Linked DNA regions of Homo sapiens: region 2 is linked to region 1. The links are chromatin contacts, found by Hi-C or POLR2A ChIA-PET in ENCODE. All regions are on one chromosome and are shown on one strand. The core of a region is the stretch at or near the end of the contact, and the rest is flanking DNA. Distances in the headings are between cores, read along the strand shown. Region 1 overlaps ESR1 (estrogen receptor 1). Region 2 overlaps SYNE1 (spectrin repeat containing nuclear envelope protein 1).

Evidence for each region. A loop is a pair of places that touch in the nucleus more often than their neighbours do. ChIA-PET counts read pairs that join two places held with the same protein, here RNA polymerase II (POLR2A). Pooled maps may share reads with other maps.
Region 2: a loop to region 1 is called in a pooled map, with 2.3 times the contacts of the local background. The contact joins two enhancer-like sites. A Hi-C loop is called at or near these places in 1 of 50 pooled maps. POLR2A ChIA-PET finds 5 or more read pairs at or near these places in 2 of 52 experiments (AG04450 and activated T-cell).

The regions. Positions count from the first base shown.
Region 1 is chr6:152,093,708-152,096,647 of GRCh38, reverse strand. It overlaps ESR1 (estrogen receptor 1), which reads right to left. Exons shown (of 8, transcript NM_000125.4): 7 at 2,080-2,263. Among named protein-coding and RNA genes, the nearest start is that of SYNE1-AS1, 290 kb to the left of the region's middle. RefSeq lists enhancers at 1,120-1,414, 1,140-1,434. Within about 2 kb of position 1,312, at least 11 of the 41 ENCODE cell types and tissues checked have a DNase peak (open chromatin) inside an H3K27ac peak, as active enhancers do.
Region 2 is chr6:152,169,803-152,172,722 of GRCh38, reverse strand. All of the region lies in intron 130 of SYNE1 (spectrin repeat containing nuclear envelope protein 1), which reads left to right. Among named protein-coding and RNA genes, the nearest start is that of SYNE1-AS1, 210 kb to the left of the region's middle. RefSeq lists a silencer at 1,402-1,602. Within about 2 kb of position 1,467, at least 6 of the 41 ENCODE cell types and tissues checked have a DNase peak (open chromatin) inside an H3K27ac peak, as active enhancers do.

The DNA.
Region 1 (2,940 bases), core at 63-2,562:
AGATTGCAATCACCTTCTTACCAAGTAGAAGCCGAATTCACAGGGCAGGGAAAAGCCTGCCATGAGCCATTTGTTCATCCATTCATTCCCTCATTTCTTTGTTCACTCACTCAGTAGTAATGTTGGGGGCATATACCATATGTAAGTCTTCACATATGGCACTGTGAGGGATACAAAGAAAATGAGATACATCTATTTTCCCAGGAGCTAATAATTTTTAAAGGTTGTCTCCGGAAAGGGTGGTGCCTGGGAGTTTAATGGAGCAAACTTCTTACCATTTGAATCACGGTCTAAGGATTTGAAGGTCCCTTAAAAATGATCGAATCCAACCTCCTTAAGACATCATAGGCCTTCCCTCATAGCCACTAAGAGAAGGAATCTCTTTCATTCCTAGGGTCCTGGTGTAAGCCCAAGGTCATGTAGGCTTCATCACCCATGAGTACCTGTCCTTTTAGTGATACCACTTGACATCGTCATTGTGGCTTCATCACCCATTGGCACCTGTCCTTCTAGTGTCATCACTTTGAATCATTGTTGTGGTCCTGCTGGAGTCTGCAATAAATAACCCAGCAGTCTCCCCATCTCTTCCCTGCAGATGAGGTCTACTTATGGGAATGGTATCCACTAAGCTTTTGGCTAGCCAAATTACAGGACAATGGAATGGAAATGAGACCACTTTCACCTTTTGGCATAGAAAGACTCTATTTTGTCTGCTGATGTCCTTCCTTAGCTCTTACAGAAAACATTTGTTGAGTATTTACTATGTGCTCTACATCATGCTAGGTGATATTGGGTAAGCAAGCCATATTGCAATGATGGCTCACAGAGTTGTCAGTCTAAATGGGCAGAAAAATAGTAAAATGGGCAGTAACCATAGGGAAGAACAGAGTGTAAGTTCCAACTAGGTCTTAAGGATTAGGAGATGCTTCCTGCAAGGAGTGAGATCTGAGCTATGATAGGTTAGATTATTGCTCAGAAATAGTCATGACCCCGGCAACATGTCCCTCTTTGACTCTGGACACCCCACATGCTTGCTTGGCCAATGAAATGTCAGTGGACATGAGTGAAAGAAAAGAGTAAAATGCACTTGCCCAAACAGGATCACTTTCTCATGCCTCTGCCATTGCGATGAGAACATGTCCCAGCTAACATGTGGGTACAAGGAGGATAGGAGACATGAGGCATAGAGCAGAGTCACCCTGGCCTCAGGCAGCTGCCTCCCAGATGTGTGAGTGAGCCCAGCTGAGGTCAGGAGGGCTGACCGCCAATCTGCAGCCTGAAGAAGAACCTCCCCCCGATGACTCATCCAACAGTCAGCTATTATGGCTAGAGCTCAGACATGAGGAAGTCCTTGTAAGCTAAGTAAGGGCTGAATCATAAGGAGTAATAAAAACAAAGTGAAAGGGTTTATATTTTATCTAAAAGCAATGAGAACTTAAGGGTTTTAAGCAGGAGGATGACATCAGATTTGGTTCTAGAATGATCACTCTGGACACATCATGGAGAATGATCTAGAAAGGATCTAGATTACAGGCAGGGATACACATCCAGTGACTGGCACAGAAGTCCAACAGAAAATGATGGTGGCTTAGACTAGGGTAATGGCAATGGGGGTGACAAGAAGGGGTTCAACAGGTATGAAGGAGTCAACATTGACTCTCCGTGAGGCATCTGGCCCCAGGGTCTCTCATTTAGAATATCCGAGTGTACACAGGGACCATAACAGATGTACCCAGTGTCTTCAGGGGATGTGTACATTCACTGACTTCTCTTGATTGGCCCCCTCCTCCTATTTGCACACTGCACCCAATCTCTAAACCACTGCCCCAAAGCACATGCTTTAAACCAAGCGTAAGTATCGCTTCCTCTATGCCTTCTCTGACACTTGCCCTGTGACCCTCGCAGATTTAAAACCTCTCTCTTCTGTCCTCCTATAGCATTTATGCTTATTCTATGCCAGGAACTGTCACAAGTGCACTCTCCATATGCAGGCACCAGTCCTTCCCGGCCAGCTGTCACATAGGTTTGGGGGCATGTTTTCTTTATGTCTCTCCTGTAGGAAGCCCACAGATGCCTCACCTCATGTGCCTGATGTGGGAGAGGATGAGGAGGAGCTGGGCCAGCCGCTGGTGCTGCTGCTGCAGGGTCAGGCCTGCCTTGGCCATCAGGTGGATCAAAGTGTCTGTGATCTTGTCCAGGACTCGGTGGATATGGTCCTTCTCTTCCAGAGACTTCAGGGTGCTGGACAGAAATGTGTACACTCCTGAATGCGCAGAGAGAGAGTGAGAGAGAGAAGCTCAAAGAGGATGAGGTCTAGGAGACCCAGAGTGTTCATGGGATGTAACAATGAGCCAGTGCCCTTCCTCAGCACAGTAGTCTAGCAATGGGGATGCTCTGGACCCATTTAAAACCGGGTTACAGTGTAAAATTCCTAATGCATTTGCAAGTCTCAGAGCACCAGCAAACCAAGGAGGGCTCCTTTGTATGAGCCATGACCCAGAAAGGGGCTGTTAGCCTTGGGGCCTGTCATGGTAACATGGGCCACCTTTTCTCAGACAGGTCTGACACCATCATGAATTGTCCATGTAATGTAATTGACCATGTAACTGACAACCCTGTGAGCAGCCACTGTTGTTCCTTTTCACATCAAGAAACAAAAAGGCAGAGAAAGTCACTAACCTGCTAGGGAACTCGGATAGTAGGTAGGCAGAGCTTAGATGAAACCCAATCTGCTGACTCCACATGTGGTAATGATAAAGGAGACGCTCTCTCGGGAGACGTGTGAAACTCGTGGTGAGATTCAGAGACAGAGAGTGATGAGCGATTGGCTAAGTGACTGGAAGGTGATTTTTCCAGGTAGGATTTCTGTTTTAGATCAAGTTTGAAGTCTAAGCACTTTTAAGCCTCAGCAGAAAAGTTTATGATGTGGATGGGGATAGG
Region 2 (2,920 bases), core at 218-2,717, 76 kb before region 1:
TCTAATTTCTGTAAAACTGCCTTTAAGAATACTGGCTCTCGTTTTGTCAATGAATCCAGTGCAGAAAATCCACATAGCAATTTCTCTAGAGCTCAGGACTAAAAGGAAATCTGTCTTTTTAGTATTAATTCTTCAATGTTTCTTATCACAGACAACGAATTAGTAACATTTCTCATCTTAGCATCTAGGAAGGTCAAATTCAACTTGCGCACTCTGTTGTGATGATTTGGGGGCAGGGAAGTGGGTAACTGGACCTTCTAATAGAGAAAATTCTTTTTCTCTCGGCTAAACCTAAATCCCCATCACCAAGGCAAAAGCATCCTTTAGTTATTTGGCTGTTATCTTTTTGTTTTTCTCAATAGCAGCTTTTTTGGGGATATAATCCACATGCCGTATAACTCATCTATCTAAAGCATGTAATTCAGTGATTTTAGTATATTTATAAAGCTATGCATCTATTACTCCAATCAATTTTAAAACACTTTCGTCAGTCCCAAATAAAAACAGTTACCCATTAGCCGTCACTCTTTTCTTCCCTCCTCTTCCTTCCCCACTTCTCCCAGCCCTGGGAAACTACTAATCTACTTTCTGTTTCTACATGTTTACCTGTTCTGAATAGTTCATATACATAGGTCATATAATATGTGGCCTTTTGTGACTGGTTGTTTTTAATCTCTATATTTATTATAATTGCCTCAACATTTTGTAGAAGTAGAGTAAAAACAAGTAATTTTTTAAAATGATTGAACGCCTACTATATATGAAGTACTATGCTTCTTGCTATAGGGCAGAGGTTGGCAAATGTTTTCTGTAGAGGACCAGATAGTAAATATTTTTAGTTTTGTGGGCCAAATAGTCTCTGTTGCTATTAGCGTGTTATTATAGAGTGAAAGCAGCCATAGAAAAATCTGTAAATAGAAAACCATGGCAGTGCTCCCACAAAATTTTGTTTACCAAAACAGGTGGCCTGCTCTAGGGATATAAAGATGAGAAAGAAAATGGTCCCTAACCAAATAAGTGTCATAATGCAAGTACACAAGCGTTCCTCACTGCAGGGCCTCTTCCTTTCTATTCTCTCTTCCTGGGCATTCTCCTGCCTGCCCCTGGCCTGGCCAGCTCCTGATTGGTTCTTCCTGTTTTTCCTTCTCTCCAGATTAGATCAGATTCTTCTTACGGGCTCAGTAGGCTTCTCCTTCATAGCATTTCCCTGAACTATGTGAAATCTTGTGTGATCAGTCATTTTAAGCCTGTTTTCTCTGCTAAAATGTAAGTGTATCTAACCTTGATCACCATAGTAGTCCCAGCCCCTGACCTTGTTCTTTGCACATAGCAGTCACTCCCGTATTTGCTGAGTTTCTCAAATCTAAACCATAGGGTGGAAAACGTACGCACACAAATGAAAGCATACACAAAGCAAAGCATTGGCTTCGGGCTTCAGCTGCCTGAGTCATAGCGTGATTCTGCTTCACCAACTTGCTTATCTTCTCAGCACCTCGGTTACCACATGTATAAAATGAGAATCATAATAGTAGCTAGCTCAGAAGAATGATTAGTGGTTTACCACTGTATTAGTCCATTTTCATGCTGCTGATAAAGACAACTCGAGACTGGGTGATTTATAAAGAAAAACATGTTTAATGGACTCACAGTTCCACATGGCTGGGGAGGCCTCACAATTATGGTGGAAGGCGAAAGGCACATCTTACATGGTGGCAGACAGGAGAGAATGAAAGCCAGGCAAAAGGGGAAACCCCTTATAAAATCATCAGATCTCATGAGATTTATTCGCTACCACAAGAACAGTCTGGGGGAAACCACCCCCATGACTCAATTATCTCCCATCGGGTCCCTTCCACAACGCATAGGAATTGTGGGAGCTACAAGTCAAGATGAGATTTGGGTAGTGACACAGCTAAACCATATCAACCGCTAAGCATAGAATATGTTCAATAGAGGTCAGCTCTCATCCCAGAGGGAGTTCAAAGGCTGTGGAGGTAAAACACATATGCAGTGCAAGCAAGGCTTTGTGAAGTTCCTAGCAGCTGCCCTCAGGAGGACTTTCAGTTTAAAGGGTGTTCTACCCACGTTGGAGGTCAAAGGAAATGAAATTCTTGGAATTCACGGCTGGTATTACCTAAGGGTGTTTGAGTCGGAAGGTGCCTGGTAAGGATCAGGAATGCATTGATGCGATGAGCACAGAAACAGCACAGAACTAATCAAGAGGCCTGAGTTTAGTCCACCTGGTTCCTGCTGTGTGGCCCAGGTCTTACTGAGTAACTTCTCTGAGCCTCAAGTTGCTCATTTTCAAAGTGTTAATGAAACTAACTGCCACATCTCCAATGAGAAAATGCAAGGGAAAGGACTGTGTTTACTATAAAACAATGTCTATGCCAGTCTCATTCTTTTAGAAACCTGCAGAGTATTCCATAGTATAAATATACCACAACTTATCTAGGATTTTCTGTATCAATGAACATTGCCATTTTTGCTCTTTGAATAATTGTATCTTTAGAGCTTTGCCTTGTCTCATATTTAGTTCATTGGAATACATATATTATGCTAACAATAATAAGCATGAAAAAAATTTCAAATTTTTTAACTCCATGAGGTAAACTAAATAAGGTAAAAGAAATTAAACTAAGGAAATTATGACAATAAAATGTTTTGAAGACTTCAGGTTTTTTAAAATGTTAGTCATAATCAAGAAAAAAACAAAGTTGCCTATAGTGGTAGATTCATAACCAATATATTTCTTTAATCAAAGTTTAAAATATTTTCATTTCTGATTACTAAAAATACATTAATATAAGAAGAATGATTGTTTTATAAAAGAATTCACAGTACAATATCTTTAAGTACTATGTTTTCTAGAATTTATTTCTTATATAAAATGCAGTTTTCTTTAATTTTTTATTTTTTT